Regions from separate parts of the Mus musculus genome. Here region 1 is linked to region 2. Evidence: chromatin loops called from intact Hi-C (ENCODE). Cell type or tissue: left cerebral cortex. All regions are shown on one strand. Links, peaks and the distances in the headings refer to the core of each region. The heading gives the core; the rest is flanking DNA. Region 1 overlaps Efnb2 (ephrin B2). Region 2 has its middle 27 kb from the start of Gm31401.

Region 1 (16,069 bases), core at 2,584-10,583, 540 kb before region 2:
CGCCTCCTTCAGCTTTTCACACACAGACTGGTGCATATTTATGGCAGGCAACCCGACAAAAGGAGAAGCTGAATCGCCTTGGCCTCCAGCTTTCCGTTAGGAGCAGGGTTAAAGTGATTAAAGAGCTATGCAAGAAAGCCCTGCATCTGTTTACTAACCGTCCAGGGGCGAGCTCTTTACTACTTTTCTGGGCTCTCCATTCTATGGAACGTACCTGCATGATCTGTTTAGAAGTGTCCTCTGTCAGAATGCAGGGCCCAGACAAGTCGTGAGGAAGCAGTGCTGGGTTCCCAGGGCAGCAGCCTTCCAAGGGTTGCAGTGTGGAATCAGCAGGGGCTCATTCAAATATTTTCCATGAACAAAGTCAAACATATAATTCTGGTGCAGAGCATACTGGGTCTGTGATACATACTTGGCTGATTTCAAATTTTAAAACCACAGTGGGGAAAAAAGCTCTCTTAGAGAAAACAGGATCTTTCTGCCCAGAGTAGTTCTCTAAACAGAACAGGAAGAGCAAACGGGCCGAGTGAAGGAGATAGAGTTCATGCCGTCCATCCTCCTCAGCTGGCATGGGGAGAGCTGGAAATAAATGCCCAGGTGGCGCACTTTCCAAGTGCTGTGGCTGAGCCCCTGGTGAGCTACACACTCAGAAGACACCCTTCTCATAGGCATTGTAAATAGATTCTACACAGAATGGTTAAAAACTCCAGCTCATTTTCTCTGTTGAAATTCGGTTGTGTCACATTTTAATTACAGAATTTATATCACTTCTCTAATGGTGAAGTCCATCTCGGCACCAAGACATTCATCTGTACTTTTCATGAACACTTATCTTGAATCTCCCTGGAATATGTGTGAGGGCTCATTCTAAGTTCTGTGCTTGTGTGTTCAGGGAGTGATGAGGTATGTGTCTTGTGGGGTAGCTTGCTGGCTGGCCTGTCCCCTTGCGTCTGTGCATTTCATGGAGTTTCTCTCCTTCAGAGGCAAAGTTGCCTTTGAGATGGACCTCTTTCTTCTATGCACTCATGGGATAGCAGATGGGCCCAAGGCACAGCATGGTTGGTCACAGCACCTGATAAAACGCTTCAGTGCTTGCCTCCCCCAACCCACCGTGTGTATTACCTTACTGAGTCCCTAGCACATTCATTAATTATTGAATGAGCAGGATAAATCAGGCAAATCTCCAACTCAAAATGTATCAACTGAGAATTTACAAAATGTCATTTTCCGTGTAACTATCATTTGGATACTTTTAGGTTTCAAACAAACTCCTGTAGGCCTTGAATCTCCTTTCTGTGAGAAAACAGCTCATGAGGGTTCTTCTAGAAGCATCCTCTTCTGTAGTATGTACACCAAACCATCTCTTTCCAGCCTTCCTTTGCAATCCTGTAGGCTTGGCAGTTAACCCAAGTCTCTATGTACAGGGCAGTTTCCAGGCATGCGCAGGTGCTTACCACCTGACAAATCTGGAAGGCGAGGGCGGACTCTGCCTCATTGCAACAGTTCATTCACTTCTGACCCTTGTGGGCATCCAGTAACTCTTTGTGGGATGGGCAGGCACAGCCCAGGTTTACATGCCTGTGTCTTTATAACCTGCTGTCAGAGATCCAGTATCCACCCTCCAGATCTCCTGAGCTCAAGGTACCAAAGTCGGTTGCCTTCAGGGATTGTGAAAGCTGGTTTCTGGACCCACCCCAGAGTTTCTGATTCCTGAGGGCTAGGGTGGAGCTGAGAGATACACACTTTTAATGCAAGCTCCCAGATGCTACCAACTACTGGTGGTGGTGGGAGACCATATGGGAGAATGGCCTTGGGTCAACCTTTTTTGGAAGAGAATCTAGCAGTCTTCCTACTTTCAAAGGCTGTTTAGGACCCAGGAGGTGATCTGGCCTTTACCTTCCTTTTAGAGGTTACAAGGGCAGTGGTAACTTGGTTAATTAATTCAATAAGGCCCTATACTGAGAATAAAGTCAAAGCAGAAAATTCTCTTTACTTGATTTTTTTTTTTGGTGGGGGGGATTGGTTTTTTGAGATTTCTCTGAGTAGCCCTGGCTCTCCTGGAACTCACTCTGTAGACTAGGATGTCCTTGAACTCAGAGATCTGCCTTCCTCTGTCTCCCTGGTACTGGGATTAAAGTCATCTACCACTATCACCTGGCTCAATCTTTGAGATTTGAAAGCCAAATAGAAACAGAAACATTCCATGCTAGGATACCATGGTGTTGTATGTAGAGAGAGGGCCTGGGGGTCCGGGGAAAGGTGGCCAGTCCTGGCTAGGGAAGCAGTCCATGTAAGAAGAAACTTGAGTTTTTAATGAGAGCAGTATCTCTAAGCAGTCACGGCAGATTGCTGAAAAACAGTAGTGCGCAAGCCAGTTTCAGCCTAGAGTAGTGTCTGTAATGTGTTTTGTGTCTCTGAATATCCATAGCACAGAGTCAAATCCCATGAGTGGGAAAAACAGATCCTGTGAGACAGCAGCTCATTGATTTCAACAGCGTTTGTGATGTGGGGATTATCAATACCCATTGTTTTAAAAGTGAGTGTCATCATGGGCAAGTCAGGCAATTGATTTCACCAGGACGGTGGCTGACCAAGAGCTAGGGCTTTGGAGGTCACCTGTGTGAGCCAATCCTTGCTTAGCCATTTATTGGCTGTGCAGTTTAGAACAATATGCTCTGTGTTGCTCATTCGTCCACCTTTAAATTAGAGACAATCACATAGTAGTGGTGAGAGAGAGTAATAAAACAGTGGTCAGGATTAAATGTGTAAAGGGCCTGGCTCTGAGCTTGGCACATGAAACCAGTCAACATCAGTTACTGTTAGTCAAATTTACTGATGTCTACTGAGTACCATTGACATGCAAGGAAAAAAAAATAAAATCACTGTTAATGAAGCCTAACATTAGTATTTTAAGCTCTCTAATGATGTCTAGTTTTGTCTCTCGTCTATCACCAGGCTGGACCCTCTTTCTCTGCTCCCCCCCCCCCCCCCCGCCAGTGCTGTCTTAGAACTCAGGTGCATGTACAAACTCTGGATAGTCTTGTTCAACTGTTCAGCTTCTTTGTACAAAACCATTTTGTATATTCTGATAAAAGATGTCTGTCCTTGAGGGAATACATGAATCCAAGCTGAATTCAGGGATGGGCAGAGTGGCTTCTCCCTCCCTGCATTTAGAACCCTTGTTTCCTATTGATCTGCATTTTATATAACAGCACTCATTAAACTTCCTTGCAGTCACCAAAAGGAAATAATCTCATATTCTCCTCTTACGACTAGTTGGGGAAACTGGGACCGAACTGGTTAACCGAGTTTCCCTGGGTCGTTAGGAAGCTAAGATGCAGATCTGGCTGAAGTGCTCAGGTGTCTGGCTGTTCAGTTCTCTTACGATGACATACGAAGCTGGCTACGGGAAAGTTAAGGGTGTATTTGCTCAAAGTAATGCACACACGGTAGAGAAAAGACAAGTGTTGAATGTGGTCTTCCCGTGTCCGTCTGAACACCAAGTAATTCTCCTTTATCCTGGCTGTACAGTTCCAAAGAGACCCTGTGAAGCACACTTCTAACAAGGTCAGCCTGCCGGAAGCACAGTCATTGTCAGCCCAACTAAGAATGACTAGGCAGTTTTTATGGCACATCATATTAATGCATTTATTGTGTAGGAGTCCTTTGACTATCAACATTTTCCTTTTAAGAACTTAACTGATTGGTCAGTTCCCCCTTGGGAGAAAGTCTGGCTTCCAGAGTCATCTCCAGTTTGCTGCTGAATGTGTGTCAAACTAAGGAGATAGTATGACATCTTTTTTAGAGTCTAGTCACAATTAAATGCCATTTTATTTTGGATTTTGGGAACGGTGCCAGCTTCCAGCTTGTCAGAGCTGAGAAGACTCAAATCAAGTCCAGGCCTATTTCTACAGCAAACGGGGAGGCTGGCTTTCTGCCTGTGGATTCATTCAGTTCAGCCCATCTGGCTTTTGATGTTCTGCAAGTTTGGAGCAGTTTGTTTAAGGAAGCCAGGCGGTGAATATTGGTGGGCCTGGGGTTCTCTGGACTCCGCGGTGGCGCCTCTGGATTTGCATTTTCTCCACTGGATCTGCCTAAGACCAGAACAAACTGCCCGCCTGACAAAGCAACCCCGCATCTTCACTTCTAAGGCTCTGAAGCTCCACCGCATGGCATCATCTCAGCTCCTCCTGGCTCATTTCTCTCTCAGCTTCTCCCTGCCCAGTTCTCTTGCTCAATGGGAGCCTGCTGGAGTGACTCTGGGGTGTCCTGTGTCTGGGCCAGGGAAGAGAGTTACCCAAAAGCCCCATTTGTTCATGTTTCCACCATGTGACACGGTGAAGGGTAATCTGTATCAGTAACCAATTCTACTCCTCATTTCTGTTGCGTACTGGGTTTCTCTTCCTCTCTCTTCTTCCCCTTCTCCACTGGATGTGACAGGAGGAAGACAACTCCAGCCACTCCCAAGGGAACCTGTGCCTGACCCCTGTGCTGGAGCCTGGGAAGGAGGATGTGCTGGGAAGCTGCCATTTAGGGGCTTGTAAAGTCATCGCACACAACCTTGTAAACTGTGTTGTTGCTATGATTATTAGGCTTGCCTGTCAAGGAGATTCCCTCTCAGACCCACAAGGCTGAGTGCCATGGTCCCTTCCGTCTTTCGTGCACCTACTCCTTGTGTTGCAGAAGGCACTGTCTGAGTGCCTCTCTGTAGGGGAAGAGATGAGGGGTAGGACACGGTAGGGAAGGGTTTCTGCTTGCTGGACACCTCACAGAAGGGACGGCCTTCCTTAGATCAGAGTGAATTGATTTCTACAAAGGCAGAACGCTTCTAAATGAAGAAAGAAATGTATGCTGGTGGGGATGAGGGGTAGAGAGGTGAAGGGACAGTGTGCACAGCCAGCACTACTCCTGGATACCTGGTCTTGGAGTGGCAAACCACTCACTCCTTGTTAAATTTACACGTAGCTTTCATCCCTGTGACTTCACCACTGAGGTAAACGAGCAAATGGCTCTGAAACAACAGAGAACCAGCTGAAGGTGCCCTTTGGACCTTTCCTCTGTGAGAGCCATCTTTCCCTCTAGGGCCTGGCCTATAAATAACATGGGGTCCACCTTCCTTTATAGACTCTTGCTAAAAGCACGGCTGGAAACATGACCGTGCAGGTGCTAACAAATTACGGTTGGGAAAGAAGGCTGCAATGCCTCCTGTCACTGAGGTTATGAAATCCCAGTTTCAATCATGGAGCCGACCCGGTTGGTTTGCCAGCTGGCTAGTCTGGCACGTACCATTACCCCTCTTGCTTCTTCAGTGCACAGCCCCGATCCTCCAGCTCATGCTTTGGTCCTCAAGTCTTGCTGTAGCTGGCCACAGAAGTTTTGTGAAATTTTTTCTTTTCCTAATTGAAGGGAAGTGGTGTAGAATAGGCAGAGAATACTCTTAGGTCAATTACATAAATGAAGACCTGGGTTTGGGTTTGTTGTTAATTCCATAGCAGATTTAAATAGTAGTTTTGGTTAACTTGTAAAAGGGAAAACAAACAAACAAACAAACAAAAACAAAAAGACAAAACAGCTGTGGTATCTACATCACACAGCTGAAGTCTGACTCGGAAATGATGACCAGAAAATACATTTTCAACCTCAGTCTGTTACAGGTGTGCCCTTCTGCGGAATGAAAGTGTTTAGACAGTAAAAAACATTGCACAGATAGAATTGAAGCAAATACCTGTACTGTTTTCCTGGGAGAGGAAAAGAAACTGTTTAAACGGTGAGAATATCATCTTTGAGCGTTTCAAGATAAAATTTACTTTAGCTACCAGTATTTTGTTTAGCATCATATCACAAATAGGAGATTAATATAAAAAGGAGTCAGTTTTCATGCAGTTGTTACAGAGGTGTAAGCTGTGGCATTTAATGTCATTGTGACTCATTGGTGTAAGTTAGGAGGGAAGTATCCCCCGTGGTATGATTGTGGGATGCAGTGTGAGGTCATCGGGCCAGCAGGAAAGTCCTCTCCTAGTGCTTGATAACTAGCTTGGTCCCTTCCTCCAGTGCTCTGTCAGCTCCCACCTGCTGGAGCTGCTGAACTGGTTCTGGGGCTGTGCGCTTGCTCTCTCGCGGTGCTTGGATTTCTTCTCTTCTCATCTTTCGGCTCTTGAAAAGGTTTGGCTTGTGGTTGGTGTGAAGGTTGAAATGCACACCCCACCCCTCGCTGTCTCCCATTTGGAACACTCTAATGGTCCCCCAATTGTACAACCTGCTTTCAGGCCCCTGTTCTTATCCTTGAATAAATCGAGCTCAAGTTGCACAGGGCATTTGTTTTAGAAAACCGAAAGAAAGGGGGCACCTGTGAAAACAGGCCACTATTCCAACACACATGCACCTTCGAATTAAAGCAGAAAATGTCAGTTAAAGCCTCCAATTACTTCCTACTTCTTGAAGGTTTGGAGCCACTAAGAACGTAGGGGTGTGCTTGCTGGAAGCTTCAGGGTAATTACTTGTTACTCTGAGCCTGGTATCTGGTAACCTAGTTCTGGGTGAACCTGATACCTTAGAGCTAGCTGTACACCCCACTATTTCTCTGGTTTCAGAATAAGTCTGTGCAGAAACTTGTTCTCATGTTAAAGTGCCAAAGGGGGCAGTAAAGTGCTATTCACTAAAAAGGGGGAAAAATGATTCCCAGGACTTTCTTCTGGAAGCTATTGCAGTGTCTTTCTTGGGCGCTACTGTTTTACTTTTTTCATCTTATAACAAGCCCTTCTGTTGAGGACGTTTCTAGAACAACTGATTAATCCGCAGCAGCACTCTGGCAGTAAATGGAACTAACACACAACCGAATATTCCGCCCGCTTGTATCAAGTTCACACACTGCACGGAACATTCCAGAGAGGAGACTTCACCTGCTGGGGCATGCTGGCCTAACTGCATATGGAAATCACAGGTGCTGCAGAGTTGAGGCAGGAGACTGGCCTGGTCCTGAAAGATCCTAGGGTCTATACTTGGTGGAGGGTGAGCCAGCTTACACACTGCCGTCTCCTCTTTCCTCTAGCCTTTACCACTGAGTTAAAAAGCAACACAAGCATTTTATAAAGAAAAGTATGCTTCCCAGAATGGGACAGATTCCAAGTACCCTTGATATACAATGCTGGCTTAGTGTATTAATGTAACTGGGGTGCTCTTCCTTCTGGGATGACCCAGTGTGTAAAACTGGGTCCTTAAAAATGTCAGCCTGTTCCTGATTTTATCAGTGATGAAAATCTAGTTGTGTTTATCTCTTATTTTTCTGGTTTGGATAAATGTCTGTTCTAAATTTGTGGGCTAGAGGCCTGTTTAACACATAGGCCACAGTGTCACATGGTGCTTTCTAAGGCGTTGCATCAGAAAGTTAAAGTATCTATAAGCCTTAAACATTTAAAATGCTTTCCAAAATCAGAGCCAAGAAAGCTAGTTTCAAAAATATACTTCAGGTTTTTACATTTGCTTATTGTTTGAAGTTTTGGGGTCCCACTGGGCAAGCGCTACAACACTAAGCTATCTTCTCGGCTCTTTCTCTGTTCCTTCTTTCGAGACTTGGTCTCACTGAGTCGCCCTGTACTCACCCTGTAGTGTAGGCAGACCTTAGGACTGTGACCCGTTTGCCCTAGTCCCCCTGAGTAGCTGGGATTACAGACCTGTGTGTCTAGGCTCAGCAAGTTTAGTTTTTGAAGCTGTACATTTAAAAGTAATGTCCAGTTTGTTCACAAAATCACTGTTTGCTGGGAAGACTTTTGAAACCCACAGAAACTTAAAAATCACCATAGTTCCAAAAGTTTACAGGTAACTAACTGTCAGTGATGCAATGTTCTGTGAATGTTGGTCTCTGTGGTCAGTCCAGTGCAGGCCACATGGTTTACAGGTGGGTCTATCTGCAGGTGGAGTAAGTCGTCTGTGTGCCATGGTCATACACAGTCCTGGGTTGCCTTACAGTGGGGTGTCTTCAAAGAATATCTCTTTAGGTGGATCTGATACTACGGCTCGATGTTCAGACTCAGATAATTGTGGCATGAACCTTTCCATATGTGGTCCATGATTGACCAAAATGATGTTGCAAAGTGTGTGGTCACAGTAGATGTCATTTCAAAGGAAAAGAAGGCTAGAATGTTTTAGTAGACGGCACTGTATATTGATTGGCTTATGAATCTGGCTTTGCAATGTCCTGCACATAGGAAAACTTACAGTTTTCTGTGGCTATAACCTGGGTGCATCATCTGCTCCTTGAACTCTGAGGCCAGACTTCAGATGCTTATATCTGGCCTAATGGTGCAGAAATAGGAAACACTTAAATCAATTTGTCTGGCGAATCGTGTTAGGTACTGACTGACATTTTGTCATCAGGAGCTCTTGCTTGGCATTTCTAAGACACACTACTCCATCCTGGAGGAGTTTCACCTGACCTGATTCACCAAATGTGGAGACTGCCCATTTCTATGTATCGTGTGTGGCCACAGACACCATCAGCATTGAGTAGCTTGTTGTAGCTTCTACATTAGCCTTTGTGATTTGCCAATGTGAGGAAACACATGGAGTCATGGGGTGTCCGCACTTAGGTCCCTAATGTAGACACTAAAAGAGGAGTAAGGAAAATTGAGGTTTTCCTGGTGAAAGAGAAAAACTTCAGGTCCTCAGCTCAGTTGCCCTGAAGTATCTCATCTCCTATGGCACAGGGTCAAGGTCAGAGGCAAAGCTGGCAATAGATGTCTCCATCTGAGGCAAGGCTCCTGGTGACATGATTTGTTATGCCGATAGAAGTCACATGCTTCAGCCTTCCATCTCCAACCCCGAGTATGTTTTCACGCATTACTCCAACATTTGAAACCAGTCTGGTTCACACGAAAGCTTGTGCTTTCCCCTCTACTCATTAATTCTGCTGCACGGTCTCTGCCACAAACATTAAGGAATGTCAAGTCGTGGGATGCTAATCAAGAGCTTTTTTTTTTTTTTTTAACAATAAAAAGTATGAAGTTGAGATGTCTAATTTAAATTATTAGAGATCTAATTTAGATCACTAAATATTAATGTTTAATGTAGACCATTAGAGTTACTCAAAGTATTCTGCGTAGGACACTTTGTTAGAGTCTAGTTTGGCAAAGCACTTTTTCGAACTTGAGTTAAATCAATAGGCAACCCATGGGTAAAAATAGATTCTGGCATCATATCATTTTATACCAAGCCTCTGGCTTTGGAAAGCCAACTTCAGAGTTGCGTTTTTTTTTTTTCCCCAGTTCCCTTCTTTCCGTATTGGAGACAAAGTCATGGGATCTATTGTCCGACTGGAAATGATTCACTGGGGAAACTGTAGGAGTGACCTGTTTCTATTCAGTGCTCCCTGTGAGCCCTCAGGGACTCCCCAGGGAAAGTGGATGGGATTGGTGCAGAATGCCTTGGAGTGGTGTGTGGTCTCTGCCGGCTGGCAGCTAGGTGCTGATGCTGTACAAGTGATGTAGGTGACGACTGGTTTTGGTTGCAAGATGATCCTTACCCCGGTTTGCCAAAACAAGTCAGAGTATGACTCCGGCTGTGGAGAAGGTAGAGTTCTGTTGACTAACTTGGTTTTAACGGGTTTTATGGCTGCATGTTTAAGTGTGAAACTAATAGTATCTGCCTGTGTTGTTTGGAGTCCGTTTTAAGTTTACATCTAAAACACAGATTTTAGGTCGTTGACTCATTTCTTCTTCTTGGCAAGGGATACATGCCAGGTGGACACCTCAGAGAGCGCTGCATATCCCAGCCATTGTTCACAGGGCAGGCAGCTGGATGCCTGCAGTTCTCTGTGGGATTCTTGCAGGCCTGAGTGTGTATTGACTTTCCCTCCATTCCCCTTAACTTCATAGCTTATCAATGAAAAGCTTGATTTAGAAAAACATGTATTTCCCAAAACCAGATTTAGATACTACTGTGAACACAATGGGGACGAAGACAGGCAGGGAAGGGGCTTTTCCTATTGGATTTCTTCACTCTCCCTTGAGGGATTTACGTCTTATACAAGGTATACACTTGTGGCTTAGACTCTGGGGTTAGAGGTGCAGGGAGCAAGGCTCAGCTCTGCTTTAGACTGGCTATGGTTTTGTGATTTGCAGCCCTGGATGTAAATGGTAGCTGCCTTGTACTTTATACAAAGCAGAGTTGTTGAAAGCTATGAGGACCCAGAGAGCTAGGGCAAGAAACTGCCTGGGGACAGTCAGTGGAATGGCACCTTGGCTTGGCTTCTCTTTGTATTTGCCCTGGTGAAATGGCCTGGCTTCAGAGCGCCAGTCTTACCTGTGACCTACCTTCACTCTGGGGCACTTTGACTTCAGCATATGTCGCTGTTAACTTCTATTTGTTCACGCGTGTTTTTCCACTAGGACATCATTTTATTGAGCATTATGGTACAATAACCACTGGGCCTTGGGCCCTCACTGTGGAATCACACACATATGGGAACAGCCCAACTTCATGGAGCTGAGTTGTTAGCCCCTAAAAACTCAATCATCATCTGTTACAGTCCCTCAGAACATCTGGAAAAATATGCAGCTTGGTGGGCATATTGATTCACGTTTTATAATCCCAGCACTTGGGCAGTTGAGGCAGGGCCATCAGGTAAGTCTCATGTACATAGTAAGTTCCAGGCCAGCCTGGGTGGACTCTTCCCTTGGGAAGATATAAGCAAGCACCTTCCCCCTCCTCATAGGACACCAACGAACCAAAGGACGACTTTATCAAAGTCTAACTTGGGGGAACAATGAGGTTTTATGGGCTCATTTATAGACCAGGGTAAGGGATTGCCTACATGACATGGATGACCCCAAAGCAACCAGACTTTTGAACCAGACCTTCACCCTAGCATGGATGGCTACTTCTTTGTGGCTGCATTAATGGCTTTTGCCTTCAGTAGCCATTCATCGTTTATAAACACTAACTAGTACCTCTAGTGAATACAAGACCATGGGACAGAGTTACACGCAGCTAGCTGGCAGGTGAAGGAGCATTCGGAGTCCAAACGTGCATTGACCTTCCCTATACCTTCTTTCCATAAGGGGAATATCAGCAGGCAACAGGTCTGATCCACAGACTCTTGCAAGTAGTCACAGCTATTGTGATGAAAATGCTGGTCATGTTTGGAGGACCACACTCTACAACACGCTGTCTCACACCAAAAGCCCCAGTTTGGTCATTTAAATTCTATCGCCCTGGGCATTGGTGGTGAATGCCTTTAATCCCAGCACTTGGGAGGTAGAGGCTGGTGGATTTCTGAGTTCAAGGTCAGCCTGGTTTACAGAGTGAGTTCCAGGACAGTCAGGACTACACAGAGAAACTCAAACAAAACAAAACAAAACAAAACAAAACAAAACAAACAAAAATTCTGTCTCTCCAGCTCTGAGAAGGTGAGGGCTCTCCAGAGGCCTGTGTTGGGAGATCAGTGGCTTTCTTGTGGATTGCCATGCAGAGCCTCCTGCCCCCCTTAATGAACACTTGGAACAGCAACTTGTTAGAAGCACAAGATCAAATTCTGTAATTCTGTTTCAGTGTTGCTGTATTGTATCTTCCTTGAAGCTTTAGGAAGAGTAGATTTGGCCAGAACCCCACCATACATGTGTACTAAAACCGTAAGGTCCCACCCTTCCGCCTGTCCATTCATCAGGTTACCACGAGGCTCCGTCATCAAACTGTGCACCCTGAATCAAAACTAAACATCGAGGCTGATTTGCAAGATGAATCAAAAACTCATTAAATTATTTATGTGATTTGTTCCTGCAGAAAACATCATGAAAAGCACAGCCATTTGTGAAGCCGCACAGACTGGTGTGGTGTGCCCTGTGCTCTTGTCCTCAGCTTGTCAGGGTTAGGTCTGGGGCCTGGTGATCTGGTGATTAGAGACTTATCTGAGTATCAAGAGCCAGATCCCTGGGATGTCTTGGTTAAGCAGTGAGTGAGTGAATGAGTGTGTGTGTGTGTGTGAGAGAGAGAGAGAGAGAGAGAACAGTTTTCATAGAGACCTAGGAGAAATTTGAATGGAGAGAGAGCTTAATGAGCCAGATTTCAGACCTAAAGAATGCTATGGCAGGGGTAGGAGAGTATCCCCAAGATTCGCCCAGATACACTGGTCAGATGAGCTCACAAAGAACTGAATGGGTAGGCTCTTGGTTATACCTTGGTTAGAAAGAACCCTGATTCTGGAAGTCTGGAAAGTGTAGCTCAGACTTCGGTTTTTATATAGGAGATATGTACCAAGCCTCGCTAGCACTCATATGGTTTCCCACCGTGTCAGCTACACCAACTACTACAAAAGGAGAGGGGAGAGGGAACATGTGACACGGGATGGTAAGCCTTAGGTAGAAATTGGCCCTTGTGTTTGTCTGTTAGTTTGTATAAGTCTTAAGGTTTTCCCTTAAAGGTTGAGGAATAGGCATAAGAATCAAGAAGGTGAGCAATTTAATATTCCTGGAATTAGTGTAACACCTAACACCTATCTCCGCGCGCCCCTCCTCCCTGCACCTTGTGTTGTCCTGCTAAAGCCACAGGACACTTCAGAATCAGTGTGGGGAGAAGAAGGAATGAATGATGTCAGGCCTGGTGGAACTCAGTTGAATTTTATCTAGCAAGAAGAACCAAGGGAGAGTGGCCTTTAGAAGTTCCCTGGGGAAGTTCTTGAGACCCTGGGGTTGTATTTTCACAAAGTCTCCTGAGAATTGTAGGGAATTCTTCAGCAATATACACAGGATGTTTTAAGTTTGTCACAATTTTATAAATTCATTTTGAGTTCTGCTTAACAGAAAGAGTTCATTATAGATGGATCCCGCTCCTCACTCAAAAAAGTTTTTCTTCATATTTCCAGGGCAGGGCTAGTACACATGGCGGTGCACTCTAGAGTCAGAGGATGACTTGGAAGGGCTGCCTCTCTCCTTCCACCATGTGGGCTCCTGAGATTAAACTCAGGTCCCCGGGCTTCGTTTCAATCAAGCACCTTTACCCACCGAGCCATCTCACCTGTTCCAGTGTTGTTTTTAAGTGAGTGAACAGTAAATATCATGTGCTCTTGCTAAAGGGACTAATTTAGCTAAACAAATAACAACAAGACACTGATCAGTAGACCACCCTCTTTTTTTTGTCATCATACAATAACATCCAAGGAAGTAACAAGCAGTTTTGGGTGCATGCATTTGTGTGTGTGTGTGTTCACCTTTAGAAAGTTTCAGCAATTTCTTATTATCGTCATCATCATCATCACCATCGTCAGAAGTCACAGTGGTGGCTTTTGGAAACGGAGTTTCTCTGTGTAGTCCTGGGTGTGCCGCTGATGGATTTTGTTTGTTTATTTGCTTTGCTTTTAAGATATGAAGTTGGGAGGGAAAGGGAACATATATGGGGGTGGGTGGGGACAGGGAGGAGTAAGTGGGACCTAGAGGGAGGGAGTAGAACATGGGTAAGACCAAGATACATTGTATACATGTACAAAATTAAAAACAAAGTTTAAAATATCAGTCTTGAATATGAGTCTACATTGTGAGCTGGGCTATCTGCTACTTAAGTTGGTGTGGATTTGAACTTTGGGAGCCCCATCATCCTTTTCTCATCTGTTGCTTCATCCTGGCCCCAAGGGTCATCATGGCTGGTGGGCCTCTCTGGCTAAATACTGCCCGAGCCCAGGCTGTGAGCTCTGGGAGGCTCTGCTTTGTTCCGGAGCTTTAATATTTTAATGAGCCTGCAGGTTGGCGGCTCTCTCTGAGTGTGCTGTTAGTGTTAGCACTTGCAGAAGGATGTTCATTAAGAAGCTCTTGTTTCAGCGCCTCAGAGAAACTCCCCATTAGGGAAGATCTTTCAGCAGCATGGCCAGCAAGAGAGGAAAGGAGGAGAGCTTTTAGCTGGGAACATCCAAGAGATTTTGTATCCGTAGTCTTAGTTCTAAGGATTTGCTTCGAAGAATTAATTGGAGCAAATACATCTCAAGGGAGGGGAAAAAGGGAAGATTTGTAGAGCAAGGAGGGTACTTGTTGTCCTCACAAGGAGAGGGCTCTTCATCTTGCAGCTGAATCAATACGACACTAATTATTTCTGGTTATCTTTTATGGGTTTGTAAGACATTTCTTTTGTTCTGTGTAATAAAAAACCCATTGTTTGATCAGTGACTGACTAATTATGATAAGTAATTTGAAACATTCTTGATGAAACTTGTCTGTTAATTAACATCAACAGCGCATGGAAACTACCAGGACAACAAAGGCTCCGTGCATGCTCTGTTCCTGGAATTGATGGGATCTCTCTGGCATGCCCAATAAACCGAGCTGCCAGTGGTTAAAAAATAACAAACAGGTGGGAAGGTCTGACTCCCCACCAGGGGAAGAGCTGCTGTAAAGTTGCACAGAAGAACATTGGACTATTACAAGGGCGGGTGAGGACAGGGGAAGAAGAGTTCCTCCCTTTGTTTCGGGGGTTAAGCCTAAGAGACCCAGGAAGGCTCTTTGCCCCAGGAAGACACCTTTGGTGACTCAGCACAGTGCTGAGCTGCCTTGCTTGAGGTGATTGGTAACCCCGGGCTCTTTGATGACTGTCTTTAAGATGTTCACTTTTATCAACTCAGTGGCTTTTCTTTTATGCTTTTTAGATTTCTACCCGGACAAGGCCTGGTACTATACCCACAGATAGGAGACAAATTGGATATTATTTGCCCCAAAGTGGACTCTAAAACTGTTGGCCAGTATGAATATTATAAAGTTTATATGGTTGATAAAGACCAAGCAGACAGATGCACAATTAAGAAGGAGAATACCCCGCTGCTCAACTGTGCCAGACCAGACCAAGATGTGAAATTCACCATCAAGTTTCAAGAATTCAGCCCTAACCTCTGGGGTCTAGAATTTCAGAAGAACAAAGATTACTACATTATATGTAAGTATAGTTCTCTCTCTTTATTTTGTAGGAATTAGGATAAGCTAAGTAGGTTTGTATTCATTTCTGTTTCCCTTAAATTACCACGGTAAATAATTTGTTGAGAAGCTTTTTTTCATTTATTTTTCTTTTAAATAATTGAATTTTGGGACCCTGTAGTAACAGTATTAATTAAATATAACTACTCAGCAGGGGTGAACCTGCCAGGATTCTTACAGTGTTAAAATAAGTAAATTACATGAAGGGACTCAGCATCTCCACTAACTAAACCATCTTTAAGGACCTTGGGTGAAGTTTTGATAGGTAAATCTGTGTAATGCTTTTTCTCGCCATCCATCCATCTGTCCATCCATCCATCCACTCATTCATTACTGTGCATTCGGTTCTAAGAACTGTGTTTCAGAGCCAGGACTTGAGAGAGCAAAGAGTAATAGTGGGACAGTTCGTATCAGTCCAGACAGGCAGAGCTCAGAGCCTGGAAGCATGGGGTTTTCAGAGAAACACCAGCAGTCAAGCAGAAGTGGTCACATTGAGTCCTGATGAAAAGGAGTAAGGCGTGGGTGTGCTGCCTGAATGACACCCCGTGTCTGTCATAACGCTGTAGCATTATTTCAGGAATAGAGGATAGATATCAATGGAGATATACCTGGAGTGCATTTGTGAGCTGTGCCATTGTGGCACATGCCTACTGTGCGTACGTTACAGCTAGCGCCAAGCAGCCTTGTTCCCAGTGTGGATGATCTTGGTAGAGTGGAGTCTGGTACACAGAGACAGCTGCTCACGGGATTTAAACAGTGGATTCTGGTTCAGTTGTTTGGGGTCTGGGACTCTTCTTTGTGGGCTTTTTGTTGTTTTAAATTGTGGTGTTTAGGATGATACTCCCGATGCATGCTGGCAAGTACTTGACCCCTGAGCTATAGCCATAGCCCTGGAGTTACACTCTTTGCTCTTTCCTCGGCCTTCAGTTCCTTGAGGTGCAGTGGGCCCCAGGTTGGATGCCTTACCATTATCATTAGATTGGAAGTCTGCCTCTCTCCTGTTATGATCTGCTCTTGACACTGCAGAAGCAGCAGCTCACTGTATATTCATCTAGTGTTCCTTGGTATGATTAGCGATTAAAGCAAAGGTGGTCACAGACAGTCATTATCTTGTCTGTTGTTGCTTC
Region 2 (16,069 bases), core at 2,674-10,673:
TTTGTTTTGCTTTGGATTTCCTAGTGTGTGAACAAGGTGTGTGAACAAGTAGGTATCTGTTTCTTGTGCCTTCTCTTCTGTCTGTTTGTTTTGTCTAATTGTGATACATTAGTTTTTATTTTATTTATTTTATTATTATCCTTTAGAAGCCTGCTTGTATCCTGAGGGACTAAAAGGAGTGAATCTGGGAGGGAGGAATTGGAAGGAGCAGAGGATTAGTAGAAAGAGGGGAATCCATAACCAGGATATGTTATAAAAAATATAAAAAATATTAAAAAATATTAAAAAATCCATTTTCAATAAATGAAAAATAAGTAACGGTATGCATGTGTGTACCTCTCTGGGGTGGCATGGGCATGTGTACATGCCCATGAAGACAAGAAGAGGGTGTCCGAGCCCCTAAAGCTGGAGTTATAGGCAGCTGTAAACCACTCATGATGGGTGCTTAGGCAAGAACTAGGATCCTCTACAAGAGCAGTTTGTCTCTTAACCTGTGAGCCAACTCTCCAGCCCCTGCAATGCCATTTTGATTGTAAAACAGAGACACAAAATGAGAGATTTTTCAATTTGCTGCTTGTCAGAACAAAAGAGATCTACACCCTTTCAGAGAAAATCTGCAGGCTGAGGAAAAGGCTTGCCTTGTGGTACCCAGGCAAAGCCTGCTTGTGGCATGGTTTAACAAGAAGGTGTCAATGGCTGTAAGGCATCTGTAAAGGACACATTGATGGTGTAAATGGGGCATTGTAAGGCTGTGTTCTCAGTGATAACTCTGCCTTAGGCTGCAGTAAAAGTCGCACATCCCAACCAAGCCATATGAGTAAATCCAACCAAAGTAATTGGTGAGGGACAGCCTGAGAGTGTGTGATACTCTACAAACAAAGCGACTTTTTATCAAAGGCAGACATTAGCTCTTCAGAGCAGGTTCTGGATGAGTTAAGATAGCCAGAGTCCTGGTGCTTGGCCAGGCAGCGCAACCATAAATCTCTACGTGAAGGTTCCAAATTATTTTGGCTGGAGAAGATACAGCCACCTGACCTCTCAGCCCTAACACTTAATTACACTGTGAGCAAGCTCACTGCCTCTCCTTAGAGGTCAGTTTCTGAGTGACAAGCAAGGAACTGTTAAATGGTGAGTCCTACTTGTCCAAACTGATGTTAGCCACACTGGCAGTGGGTGGGCCAGATCCTCAGACGTTTCAATAAAGATGTGTAACTGAGAGGTAACAGTGTCAAGGGACAAGACACACTTCGGATTTAGCATAGCTCAGCTACTGAAACTGAAACCCAATGGACTGAAATGAAGGACCAGGCAAGGCAAGAAAGAAAAAAACCCACATTGCTTCTGTTGAGGCTTGTTTAGAGGTTTAATGATGCCCTGTTCCACTGCCTGCAGAAAGGGTTGGGACCTTTGGCTCAAATATTCTGAAATTTCCATTTGAGAGAAAAGACTGTTCTACTCTGTTATCAGAAATGTATTTATTTTGGCTCTGGATTCCTCTTATGTCAAAGCCAAGGAATTTAGATTGAGAAAACTCCTCCACAAGAGAAAAATAGCAAGAAACTCACCTATTTTCTAATGTGGGGGCTAGAGACATGCTCATTCAACAAGTCCCTCATGTATGTGTGAGCACGAGGAACTAAGTTTGATACCCAAAACACATACACACACAAATCCAGGGATAATGGTGCTGTTTAGGATCAAAATGCTGGGTATGCACTGCTCTCTGGAGACTACTGGCCCACAGGCATAGCCAGCTTGGTATGGTCCAGGCCAATTAGAGACCCTGTCTTAAAAGACAAGGTGAATTACCCTGAGGAAAAACATCCAATGATGTACACTCACATGCACATGTGTGTAACTATGTAAGCACGCACACCATTCCACACACCCATACCTACTCATCTTTTCACACCCACACCTAAACCTACTTGAGCCTGTGTGACAAATTATAAGTATAATTTATCCACCCTATTATTTGCATGGTGCTAACAAATGTATTCACAATTTTTTTCTTTGATAAGATTAATATGTCATGGGTAAGATGTCCGTTGTTACAGAACAAATTTAGCAATTACTGAAAACCCAACTGCTTTACACTCCTACCAAAAATATTTAAAATGCTTGAATTCTTAGGTGATAGCTAAAAAAAAAAAATTCTAAAAGCCATTTGCTTGATTAGCTTGTAGAACTACGAGCAAACCCAGATTTACAAATTGGAGAATTGTAGTTAACTGCAAATCAGAAATGAACTGGCAAGAGTAGTCTAGTTGTTGAAAGAGAACAACATCTCAATGCTTGATATGAATAAAACATGTCAGGCTCATGTGGGCAGAGCCAAGTGTTAATGCCAGGCTATTCCTGATAAGTATTGGTTGGCCGTTTTATTCAATCCCTCATCTTTGGCACTGGGAGTTCCTCTTTTACTCTTTGTCTTCAATGCCCATATTGGAACCATTTATTTATTTATTTATTTCATCTGAGAACTCCGAGCTAATCTAATCTGTCCTTATATTTGCAAGCATTTAGTATTAACTTGTAGTGAACTACAAATGTATCCTATGTACAAAGTGTGTTTAGGCAGAGTTAATGATTCTTGACTTTGAATAAACATCAGGCTCTTAACTATATAAACCAAGTTGCATTGATTTATAGAGTATGGCTTGTTCCAACACTTATCTGCTCTAGTAAGTTTGATTCTACCAATAAACATTATACATGTCTACCTACTGTGACTTGTGCTAACTGATCACAATCTTCACAATTTCCACTGTCTGTCTGTCTGTCTGTCTGTTTGTCTGTCTCTCTCCCATCACCAATGATGACCTCTTACTAGGCATACTATTCATGTTGGTCAATGTCTATGTTCCTTTGGGAAGTCATGCATGTGTTTCCATTTAGTCCCTAGGTTGTCTTTCCCAATCCTCGGTTGGCTAAGGGTTAATATTCCAGAGTCATACTTTTGATGATTTCTACCCCTGTGAACCTTTAGGTTGATTTTTCTCACTGTAATTGGCCAGCAAAACCCAGCAGTATTTACTCAGATTGGTAATGTCAGGGCAAAGGGCTTTTGGTTTTTTACAAGATAAACAAAGGACCATGGCACCTGGGTGTGGACCTTACCTCATCTTTTCCATCTTCTCCTGGCTTTCTGCAGCAGAGCTTATGTCAGTGTCAACCAAATGTCTAGTCCAAAAATGGCTCACCTGCTACTGTGGGGAATATGTGTAGCACACCTATGTATGTGGTCTTTCTGATTGACATACAGACAGTTAGTGAGGGACAGTTGTGTAAATGGCATCTATGATCCACAGTTTACACAGAGAAGAAACATACCATTTCCTAGAAGAGCTTGTATACAGTCTCACACTGCTTCCTTCCATTGTTCATGATGCTTTTGAAAGATTTGAGGTTTTCAAATGGTTTGACTGTGCTAGTCTTGACTGTCACAAAGGACTTTTCCAGCAGACGTTTAAGAGATAAAAAGGATATCTCTATCTCTAGCTATCATTCATCTATATGTATATATGTATATACATATATACATACACACATATGTATTACATGTGAGAGAGAGAGAGAGAGAGAGAGAGAGAGAGAGAGAGAGAGAGAGAGAGAGAGAGAGAGAGAGAGAGGATCCTCTTATGGCTTAGACCTGAAATGTGCCCATAAATCTCATTCATTGTAGGGTAGATCCCAAGGCGGTGGCAAGATCATGAGGGTTCTGACCACATGGCATAGTGATCAGTTGGTGGATTTACAGCATGATAGATTATTGTGGTAACTCCTGGGGATAGAGCTTAGTTATTCATCCTTCCTTTTTCTCTTCTTTTGACCTCCATTTCTTCTTCTTCTCCCTCGTTTTCTCCCTCTTGCTCCTGCACTCTCTCTTTTCTGGCTGCCACAGAGTGGCCTGCTTCCCTACATGATACCTTCCCATTGTCATCCTCGCTTCAACCTGGATTCAAAAGTTACTGGGCCATGAAACAATGGGCTGAAGCTGGACCAGGCCATACTTTTATTTTCCTTCCTTAATTGATTTTTACCTCAGTTTGTCAGAGCAATACAAAATTGACACAGATGCCAAATCCTTGAAGCCTAACCATTTATGGGTCTCTGTTTATATCTGTGACTGACTCAGGGAGGGGCTTCCTGACTGTAGTTGCATAGAAAGTATGTGCATACCTGGAGGGGACAGTGTTCATGTCATCAAGATGAGAGTTGGCCCTGTAGGTCCTCTGTACAACTCCCCCCACTGGAGCTGGGGCTGTCACCACTCTGTGGGCTTTAGTTCCATTCTTTTGCGAGTACAGACACTGTTGCTGGGAAGAGTTTTCTGAACCATAGTGATAAATACCACAGCTTCAGTTTACACAAAAGCTGTGCTTAGTATGAAGGACTTCAGTTGTACAAAATGGGGTGATCAGGGAGTGATCAGGAGCAGCCAGAAAGGCCCCAGAGGCACTGAAACTTCCTCTCAGGTTCTCTCAAAGCCTGTGGCTGGGGTTTTTTGGTATTATATCTTCTTTTGTTGTTGTTGTTGTTGTTTTGTTTTTGTTTTTGTTTTTGTTTTTGTGATACAGAACAATCTACCAAAGAAAGACTTGGTAAAACCACAGCTCTCCAAAACCTGGGGTAGTTGAAAAAGAATTATAAGCAAACAGACTTTTAAAAATAATTACGTGGTTAGGCTACTTTAATATATGTCACTATGAAATCCTAAAACAAATACAGAAAACAAAATATATTTTTCTTGTCTTTTTTGTCCCTTCACACCCCAGCCTCAGATAAAATTGAAATAGCTGAAGAAAACAGACGTATTCGTGCTTGGATTTTCTCCTCCAGGTCCTCACGCCATCAAAATTTCATATACACATAACCTGCTTTGCATGCAAATAAATCTTAGTCTCCTACAGGTTGTAGATTTTAATGCAATGACAGGACTTCAGTCCATTAGAAAAGAGATATTTGACTCTGAATCTTAAAAAGTGGCTTAGAGCTGGTCTCAAATAATCAGAATTTTTTCCGGATTTTCTCCCAGCTTTTCCGGGTTTAATAGCACAATTTGTATTTCATGCAAGCCCACCCAAGGTGCTAGCAGAAATGGAGTCTGGTGCTGTGTGGGGTTTTCAAGACTGTCTATGTTATCCTCTGTTAGACTGTAAATACTTGCAATGCTTGCCCAAATAGAACAGCAGTTTAGCAAACCCCCCTTCCCCCAGCATGGCATTTTTCTTATGAAATAGCATTTAACGAGAAAAATGCAAGATAAATGAAGTTAATACTTAAAATATCTTTCATATGACAGCCAAAGAAAACTTAATTCAAGTTAATAAGAGCCTAAAATACCATCTATTTTATAGACTCCTTTTGGTACTGCGTGTCAGGGACGTATCTATATGGAGAGTTTCTGTAGGCCAATTCTATTTTACTGCTGAATTATACAGCTTGAAAAGCAATAGTGTGGGAATGAAATATTAAAAAGATGTGGAACAGGTATAAATGCTCCTATTTGACTCGAAGGCTCGCACGCTGTTTTCATAAAGACTTTTTATATGACTTTAATCAGCTACTGTGAGGGGAGAAGAGTGAATAACACCTTCAGATGCTGAGCGCCAGAGTTAGAGCTTAGGCTTTGTGAAAATTCCAGTGACATTTTTGTTGGCCTGGGATATAAGACAACTTGCGGGAATAAGTCTCCATACTGTTGAGAAAGGCATCATTGATGTCTTTTAATGTGGCTTGTGTAGGAACACAGCCTTACCACATACCTCCAAGAAGATATGGTACGTTCACTGTCAACATCTACACATGCTGTCTTATAATTATACAGATATTTCTGATGGGAGCTCAACACTGAGATTGTGCATTAATTATTTTTTCCTCAGATAAATCAATTTAATTTAACCCCCTAGTCACAGACTGATAGCTCCAAGTGAAAAAGCCCCTGGTAAAGGGACCTTGGGAGGTAGAGAAGGGACCAAACAGGACATACACTCTAGACAACTGAATGGAATCTTTAAAAGTAATTCTCCCAATTTTATAGCACCTTCTTCAGAACAGATTCTTAAAACTATGATTTTTTTTTTGAAATTCCCCAAGCATTCTTTGCATCTCTCTCTCTCTCTCTCTCTCTCTCTCTCTCTCTCTCTCTCTCTCTCTCTCTCTCTCTCTCTCTGTGTGTGTGTGTGTGTATAATTAAAACAAAGGCTCTTAGTATCTTGTATGCTGTAGTTTATACTTTAAAAAAATTTTTTTTTATGTGTATGGATGTTTTGCCTGCATGTATGTCTTTACAGCACGTGCATGCAAGCTTGGTGCCCACAGAGGCCAGAAGACCAGAAGAGGTTGTAAGGTCATCTGGAACTAGGGTTACACAGGGTAGTGGGCCCCAACAGGGGTGCTGGGACTTGAACCTGGGTCTTTTGGAAGAGCAGTTAAAGCACTCTTGCCTGGTAAGCCAGTTCTTTAGCCCCCAAGATTTTATGTTTTCAATCTGATTTTCAAATGAGTTTGTTTAGAATTTCCTCCTGCAACAGAAACGACAGCCCCAGTGCACGTGCACACACACACACACACACACACACACACACACACACACACACACACACACACAGAGAGAGAGAGAGAGAGAGAGAGAGAGAGAGAGAGACACGAAACAGCTGCAGAGCAGCAAGTGAGAATGTTTCTGCTGACAGGGATGAAACGTGGGAGAACAAAACCTTAGTAAATGCTTAGTCTGTGGACTTTTGTTCTAATAAGCAATGGTTTTCTCCCAGACTGCAATGAAGGTTTCTGAGCACATCCTTTTGTTTCCAGTTTCTTACTGTGAGGGCTTCTGCTGTCTTCTGGTTGAGTGTTTGGGTGGTGGTACCTCTGATATACAAGGAATCCCTTAACATGCCCAGACAGCCTCTGCCCTGGATGTCATCCAGTAATTAAAGTCAAGCAGACCCAGGGAGGAAACCTGTAAGTCAGGGAGGCATTCTTTGTGTCTCTTGTCTTTCTCACAACACTGGGAGTTACTCTGATAAAGCTACTTCCATGCCTCATGAACTCAGCTTGCTAAGCTGCTGAAACTAAGGGAGAGATAATGTAAGGGAAATGAGCGAGCCAGGACCTGAGGCTGGGACTGTTGAGGGTGGGAGCCTCTGGGCATGGGCTGCAGGTTCATGTTGGTGCAGACAGGCTGTGCTAAAGACTATGATTATAGGCTGTTCCTGCAGGTGAGTAAGGCTGGGGGTGTACATTCCAGCCTGCTTTGAAATCAAAAAGGATGCTTCCAGTTTCCTGCTGTTCCTCTAATTCATTTCTAGTGCTCAGCTCTAGAGATACAACCGTAGGGGGGAGGGGAGCACCCCTTTCACTATGATCAGTGATTACTCCCCATGGGTGGAACTGGAATGTCTCCAGTGTTACTGTCTAATCACAACACCCCAGGCACTCTAGATAGAATAAACACGTTTGAGCTAGGAAGACTTACTGACCAATGTGTCCCTCTGCCAGTATAGATGCATGTGGAGCTGATGTTGGACAACGTGCTAGAGTCACTGTATGCTCATTCCAGCAAGAGCAGGTGCTGGGGCTGTCAGGACCTCCATCATGGGACATATTTTTTCCCTCATGAGTGTCCTGCTAGAATCATCTCTGACTGTGGGTCATTGTTCACATGGAACACTTACTGTGGTGGTTTGAATGAGAATGGCTGCCATCTGTATTTAAATACTTGGTCCTCGGTTGGTGGAAATAGTTTGGAAGGGTCAGGAGGTGTGGCCTCGTTGGAGGAGGTATGTTGTCGGGAAGGATTGTGAGGTTTCAAGTGACTCATTATTCTGAAACTCTGTCTCTTTTCTCATGGTTTTGATTCAAGGGCTGAGCTCTGAGTTACGGTTCTACTCTCATGCCTGCCTGCTTGCTGTCATGCTCCTTACCTTGATGGCCGTGGTACTCAAATACTCTAAAACCATAAGCCCTAAATATACTCCTCCATAAGTTGCCTTGGTCGTGGTGTCTTAGCACAGTAAAGCAATTAAGAGTCTTGGCTGTCAAGAGTGTTCATTATTTGACTCGTTAGACAGTGTTTGAAGTTATCATTATTGCACTTGGCACTACATCTAAATTTGATGAATCTTTAATTAGAAGCAAATTCTGAGAATTTTTCACCAAAGGTCTGAAATGATGGTAGTCCAGCATCTCTGACATCAGAGGATGCATGGCATTTGGTGTGCTGTATATGAATGAGCGTTCTTCCTAAAGTCTTAGCTCCCCTTCGAGGTAAGTGGTAGCTGTTCTTATGTGTGATGTTCCCATACCAGTGTCTGCTACTTAACCAACACCACAAATGTCAATATCACCATCATTTCACTTTGCTGAGCAGTGATGACAAGGCATCATATCCTTTGGCCCTTGCCCGTCAATCAATGGTATGACGATTTTCCCTAATTTTAAAGTTCTGCTAAATGCTCTAGAAATCTCCATGTACAGTGCTTCCAGTCCACAGTCTACAGGAAGCAATCAAAATCTGTCCTTGCTGAGGTAACTGACCACAAGTTTTCAGCCCCGGAAGGTTGACAACTCTAGCCTGTGAGTATTTGTTTCCTCAGTGCTGTAATTCATGATGTATGTATCAGGGTTGCCTCAACAAGATTTATTTTCTAGCCATCATTCATAAGAAGGATAACTTTAAAAAAAAAACCACACAGACTACAGAAATAACTGGAAGCAAAAATTAAGGGTATTAGGGCAGATGAAAGGACTGTCTACACAAACCTCATGACCCGAGTATAATGAAATACATGTATATGGAGAAAACTGACCCCCATTAGTTGTTCTCTGATCTCTGTATAAATTGTGTGGCATCAACATGTTCACACTCTCACATACAACTATATATACATGATAATGAAATAAATATAACCCCTTTAAAACATGATGAAATGTGGAAGAATAAAAATTGTCACTTAGTTCAGGTATCAGAAATATCTAGCTGGCATGCTTTGTTGAAAATTACTCTTTGTGCACATATATGTGCATACACATGCACATCTGTATGTATAGGTGTGTATACACAAATGTAGATCCTAGAGGAGGACCACATCTGCCTTTCCTCGGATACTGTATATTGTTATTTTGTGGGAATGAGTCTTTTATTGGCCTGGAACTCACCAAGTAGACTAGGCTGAGTTACCAGACTTTTCCAGAATCCTTCTGTTTCTACTTCTTTAGAGCTGTGGGTGCAAAATATATGTCCACTCTTGTCTTTTGTATGTGTTGGCAGGTAGATGAGTCTGGGCATTGAACTCAGGTACTCATGCTTGCAACTGAGTCATCTTTTCAGCCCACTGTTCAATATTTTTTTAATTGTAACATAGCAGTCTTTGATCAATGGGGTATCATTGAGCCAGAATTCCCTTGCATTTTGAACAGTAGGTGAGCTTTTCTGATTGTACCATCATTTTCTTGTTCTTCAATCTCTCCTCTGTAACACTGGCAAAGAGACTATGAATAGATTTCTTTAGGGTGCATATGCTAGGATTCCTATTTGCCCCTTAAATGCTGTTTTGGCAACCTTATCCCTCAGTTCACCAGAGGGATTTGTGATTGTAATTGAACCCCTCAGTGTTAATTGGTATGGGGCAGTAGCAGTTACTAAACTGAGACATGGTATCAAAGGTGAAATTCTCATGGTGGCATCAGTGGTTTTATAAGAATGGAAAGAACTAAACTTGTATTATCTTCTGTCTTGCCCTGAGATGCCTCTGCTATAAAATGACATAGTAAGAAGGTTTTGGCCAAGTACAGTAGTGGGCACTATCATCTCAGAATTCATAGCCTACAGAAAAATAAGCCAAGCAAACTAGCATTTTGAAGAAGAGACTTGCCAGGTTTCAGGTATATTGTTATATTAGTCAGACGAAAGAAATGGAATTGACACAATGAATTTATATTAAAGAGAGATTTATTAGATTTCACTCTCTGCTAGGATCTAGTTAGTCCAACTATAGATGTCTCATACTAGAGAAAGCCTAGAAATTGCTAAATCCATGAGGCTGAGTGTCATAGCAGATCCAGTTTATGATTGAAGGTCTGGAGCATTCCTGGAGGACCAGTGCTCTTCAGTTCACATTGGAGGGCTGAAGAAGATGGGTTACAGTATCAGTGAGGTAATTCAGAAGTGCCAGCATTAGAGTAGATGAACTTGCCAGCAAGCATTAAGGCAAAAAGGCAAAGCCCACCCTTCTTTCTGCACCTCCCTCCACTGGAAGATGCTACCTACATTTAGGGTAGTTCTTCTTACTTCAAATAACCCAATCAATCAGCAATTTTCTCACATGTTTGCTTAGTAGATTCCAGATACAGTCACGATGAAAACCAAGTGTTATAACCAAGAAAAATGAACCATAGCTTCCTTCCTAAGTAAGAAAATAACAATCATTTGTCAATGTCTGGCTGTCTGTCCACCATTGCACCCAAGCTTCATGTCCATAAGGAATGTTCTCAGGTTGCTGCTGTGCTATGCCCACATTGCCTTCCTTAGCCTTCACTGCCATCTCATGAGCTCTGATAATTGAGAAAGTCTCCTGATTTCACAAAAACACAAAAATAAACAGAACTATGACTATACTTTAGGATGTTCTGTATTCATGCCCTTGAAAAGATAAATGAACAGGTAGGTACCTTAGGGTGTTATATCTGGAGTCACAAATGCTTATGTTGCTTGTTCTCTGTCCTCTTAGGTATGTCTTTCTGCTTGATAGGGATAATGATACACTTCTTTTTTCTTAAGACTACAAGTCTTCCTAGAAAGAATACCACACTCTTCAAGGATTCTTATTGGTACAGTGCATAGCATGGGAAAGAACGGAAAGCTTGGAGAATGCCCAGTGATGGAGAGGTGACCCTTCTGTTGTGGTTTGAATGGGAAGTACTTCTAGGTCTTGTGTCTGAATACTTGGTCCAAGGCTACTAATTCTGCATTGGGAGGCTATGGGGCCTGGCCACAGGTGAGTCCTTAAGGGTGGACTTTTTAAGTTATAAACATATCTGGTTGGAGGTAACTCTTGCTGTTTTCTCATCTGCTAAAATGTGAGGACCACTTCCCTACTGATATTGCCACGCTGTCTTCTTCATGGTGTTCCAATCCCTCTGCCATAGTTAATTTTAATTATCAACTTAACACAACCTAGAGTAATCTGAAAAGGTGACCACAGCTGAGGGATTGCCCAGGCCAGATTGACTCATGTCATGTCTACGAAGGATAGTCTTGATTGTTAATTGATGTGACAGAGGCCAGGCATCATGGGCAGCTTATCCCTAGTCAGGCAGTCCTGGACCTTGTATGAAAGCTAGCTAAATATCAGCTTGGAAACCATCCAACAAGCAGCTCACTTGCCTTGGATTTCTGCACCAACTTGCCTCAGTGATGGATTATGACCAGGAAGCATAGGTCAAACAAAAAAATCTTTCCTCCCTTAGTTGCTTTGTTTGGAATTTTTTTTTTGTTTGTTTTTTTTTGTTTTTTTTTAATCCCAGCAATACAAACAAAGCCAGACACCCTTTGAAACTCTCAGCCAAAATAAAATTATCTTCCTTAGGTTGTTTCGGTGAGGCATTTGGTTACTGTGACAGGAATGGCTGCTGTCCTTTCTTGATTTATATCTTTCAAGAAGGACAGACAGATGAAAGGAGAGCTGCAGGACTAGGAACGGGAACCAGAAAGATGGGACAAAGAATGTTTTGCAAATTTTCATATTGCAAGGAAATGGAAGACTTTACTACACAGGCTTGGTAAAAAGTTAACTCTCCCTCAGCTTTGCATATCCTCAAAAGGAGAAAGTGCCAGGATGAGCCAACTTCCAGGGATTATGTTGGTGATCAGATGCTTATTTGCATGATCTGCAGACACCAAACATGAAATATCTGATGTTCTTTCTGAATTTCTGTTTAGGATTTGAAGAGTTGCATGTAGCATTTGAGTTCCTCCCAGAAGATGGGAGCTATTCACTTCCTTTCTTTAAATCCAGTATGTTGCTAAATTCTTGGGGGGTGCTTAAAATGCATTCAGGTTTCTATGATTTAAAAAAAAAATCTCAAATGTAAATCTTCCTTTCGGAGAGTTGCCATCTCAATTAATAACATATTTATGTGAAACATATGCATTAAGCAAACTTCAGTGTCTTCAAATTTGGGGAAATTCTTGCAAATTATAATTTTAAATAAGAAAAGTAAATCTCACTTCCAATTTCCTTTTACTTTTTCTACCTAATGGCAAATTTTCTGTGACTACTTAAGAAGCACTCTCAACATTGGTGTTTCACATATCTGATGTTAAGAACACAGAAACCTCTTGTCTAGGGCAGCCAGTAGATGTTTTCCAAATAGAGGCTGACTCCTGTCCTCCCTTGGATGTCCCCAACTTGGATACGTTTCTTGAGCATAATCGTCACCATTCTTCAGCTTAGAAGTGAGGTAGCAAGTCTTGGCTTTTCATAGGAAGCTACAGAGGTGTGTTTGCTTCATGGAACTGAAATGTTAGCCAGCCTTAATCAGTCCATCCACCATATTATGGTACAGAGTGACTGCCAACCAGACCATGAGTGGCCTAGCAGTGGCAGTCAAGTTCAATGTGAGATGGAGATGTTTTGTTCTGCTTGGATATGTCCTCTTAGAGTTTTCACGCTTGTCAACTGTCTCTCAAAGGACCAGCAAAACTGTGTTCCTGGCTGCCTGACCATCTTTTTCTGAACTGACATTAACTCAATCAAAAACAAGACTGAAAATTTACAGCTTGCAAACGTAGCTGTAGGCTCCGTGCCTAATTGCCCTTAGCCTTCCCTGCATTTAGATTCTAGGAATTTAGAAAGAGAAAGGGATATTTTCAAGAGTGGCTTAACAAGCATTCCTCAAGGAGGTAATGGAATGACTGTTCATGTTGACACCTGTAAAAATCTTACTTGAAATTTCCACATTTATATTTCATACTTAAAGTGTTAGGGCTGTAGAGAGAGACAGTCTGCACTGATCTTTCCTGAGGCATGGATGTGCCAACTCTCACCCAATACTGATGTTCTCAGATAGTTGGGAACAGCTCACAGAGGCATCTTGCAATCACAAAGGTTTGTGTGTGTGTGTGTGTGTGTGTGTGTGTGTGTGTGTGTGTTTTCAGGCAGAGATACAGAGAGTAAGAGTATCCCATGCTACTGAATAGGGACATTTGCTTTAGACTTCTCTTTTTAGATGTTTTGCTCTTAGGAAATATCAACCCTCTGCCTAGGGCAAATAACTAAATAGCTGCAATTTTCTAGCTCACTCCTATTTTTGGCTTTTAGTGCCAGAGGCATTTGAACACCCATGTTGGAGACTGGATTCTCACGGAGACTCAGGAACCTAGGAGAGCCAAGCTGGTTTAGATCAATTGCTCCCCGTGCTTAAAGACCTAGTAAAAACAGGTTATAATGTTTACATGACTTTTTATGGGTCAGTTTATTACAGTCCTCTTCTATGGCCTACAGCAGAGGACCATTTTACAGGCTTTGCCGTATTTGACAGTTCTATGCATCTGGTAGGGGAAGCTGTTTCTTTTCTTCCTTTCATTTTCTCTGTTTTATTCCTTTGCTCCACACTTCCCCACCTCTGCTAAAGTACATTCTCACAGGCCCCTGCCTGCAAACCATCTCTCTTTTCCCCAGAAACCTGTAACCACACTTAGACCCTATATTCTTTAGATGGAGAAAATTTGCAGTTTTGAATAGTTTTCTATTTTAATTTGGATTCTTAGAAACTAAATGCCTCCAAACAAGTGATTGTACCCAAAGACACTGTACGTACCTACGTATGTATGTATGTATGTATGTATGTACGTACCTACATATGTATGTATTGTATTTAATGTATGTATGTCATGTCCTGTGTTTCATCTCTTCTCTGTATTAAAGAAGGCATTATACCAGAAGGCACTGTATGTGTGTATGTGTGTGTTACATCCTGTCATTCATTTCATCTCATCTCTGTATTTGCACGTTTAGTAGGTAGGAGTGCAAATGTCAGAGCCTAGAAAACCTACTGTATCAGGACCCCAGCATGATTGCTTCATTACTTTGAAAAAACTGCCCTAACGTGTCAGATGCCTCCTCACCAGACCATGGTAAGGGTTAAAAATTGGCTTCAGCATGAGTTGTGCATACAAATATGTTCATTAGTTCACTAATCAGCTCTTATGAAACATCCACTATGTGTTAGGCATGAGCATTAAAGAGCGAGAAAATGAGCAACGATAGTTCTTCTGTTCCTGTTCTACTGGGAGAAAGACATATTAATAAACCATCCTAGCAGGGAAACGTGGAGCAGCATGAGAAAGGCTGGGAAAAGCCCTGTGCTGTTTCAGAGAGATTGGCCAAGAAACAAGTCCTGGGAGAATGTGGCAGTTGAACATAAGACTCAGTCTAGTGTCTGAGTGAGCAATGAAGTTATCTGTGCAAACCATTTGGAGCAGAGAGTTGGGAAGGGCAGAATCCCCGAATGGGAGGAGTCAGGTGCTAACAGACATTTCTCCAGACTCAGCAGTGTAGGGTAAGGAGGTAAGCATGGGAGAGAATTTTAGTTTGAACAGACTGTGTAGGGGATGTGTACATGCGAACATGACTCAGCAATGGAAATAGGGAGCAAGGAGGTGTGAGAAAGGTAGAAAATATTAAACATACATACACACATGCGTGTGTGCCTGTGTGTGTGTGTCTTTCTTTATAAAAGAAGCATTTAAAATGGCCTCTTCATTTGCAACTCATCTCAGGGCAATCTGCAGAGCTGTCCTCACCTGCAGGCCCAGCCTAGTGCTGTCTGTAGGGTGGGACTGGGAGGGGCTAGGACTTCATTCCCCAACTCTGCTCTGCCAATCATGCCTGAAATTCCAACCCAAGAGATGAAGGCTTTGCACACTTGACCCCTATAAAATGCAAACACTGCTGGGAGGGACCATAAATCATGCACAGCTCTGTGAGTTTATCACATTCCCTCCTTTCTATCCATCACAACGAGAAGGGTGAGGTCGAATGAGGCATGCATATGTGCTGGTAGGGACAATGACAGGTGCCTTAAAGTTGGACCCATGCGGCTGATACCCACAGAGGCTGCCTGTCAGGCCAATGAAAGTGTAAAGTGTGAAATGGTGCCTATAATAGCCTTTGTGTGGGGAGCCAGAAGTACCAGCAAAAGCATGATAACATCCAAATAATTGTTCAATAGTTCCCACTTATGCAGTGGCAATTAAAATCATTTATATGATTGGCTTCAGAGAGGCAGTCAGGGAGCTTGGCTTATGCGCCAAGTTGCTCTCATTCAGCTGTTTGAAATAGCAGGCCACCACATCTGTTAAAATATATATATATATATATATATATATATATATATATATATATATTCTCTTGAATTTTTATGAGTTGGACTCATCGCATCTCTGTTTCTGCTTAAAAAAAATAGTAAAAGCTTGAATATATAACTGGCTTCCATCCCCAAGAGTGGGCACACGTATCGTATTACGTGATCCTTGGAAAGGCTCCCTTCCTCTGCAGAACCCAGCCACACTTGGATGTTTTCTTATGCTCAAATTGACTCTCTTTGCCAGTGGTTGGACACAGTGTCACAGTACAGGTGGTCAAATCAAAGTCAGGAATGAACATAGGGTGCACATTTTATCCCTTATCATGAGAAGGCTGATACTAGAAGATAGCCTCTATGTATTTCATGTTCTGTACAGGCCACACAGGCACACACCAAGAAACGTATTCTTTGTTTAGGGCTAAAGAAAAGCTCCAACTCTCACTGTGGCTTTCAGTAGAAGGTTAATTTTTCTTGGAACTTTTAGACAATGGAACATTTTTGGGGAAATTCTGAAACACACATATCTTAGAGTTGGCAGCCACGCCTGCAGTTGTCCAGAGGGAAACAAAGGACCCGGGATTCCCGGTGCAGACACAATAGAACGTAGCACAGGGAGAGGACAGTGTGCTGTGCAAACACTGCCCATCTGGTGTCTCTCGGGTTGGAGCCTGAAACTTACACTCCTTTTACAATCTTA

The links. Hi-C counts contacts between places; a loop is a spot of excess contacts. Peaks named below come from ENCODE experiments on the same cell type or tissue, not always from the same donor. Only the 100,000 strongest peaks of a DNase experiment are listed, where the experiment ranks them.
Region 1: it touches region 2 in a loop (4-fold over the local background); 2 of 42 quality-filtered maps call a loop at or near these places.

What each region holds. Positions count from the first base shown.
Region 1 is chr8:8,638,041-8,654,109 of GRCm38, reverse strand. It overlaps Efnb2 (ephrin B2), which reads left to right. Exons shown (of 5, transcript NM_010111.6): 2 at 14,621-14,904. Among named protein-coding and RNA genes, the nearest start is that of Efnb2, 15 kb to the left of the region's middle. In left cerebral cortex, for the core only: a CTCF peak has its summit at 6,640; DNase peaks (open chromatin) are centred at 3,882 and 6,738; H3K27ac peaks cover 1,378 bases.
Region 2 is chr8:8,101,059-8,117,127 of GRCm38, reverse strand. No RefSeq gene overlaps it. Among named protein-coding and RNA genes, the nearest start is that of Gm31401, 27 kb to the right of the region's middle. In left cerebral cortex, for the core only: no CTCF peak of the experiment used is centred there; a DNase peak (open chromatin) is centred at 7,076.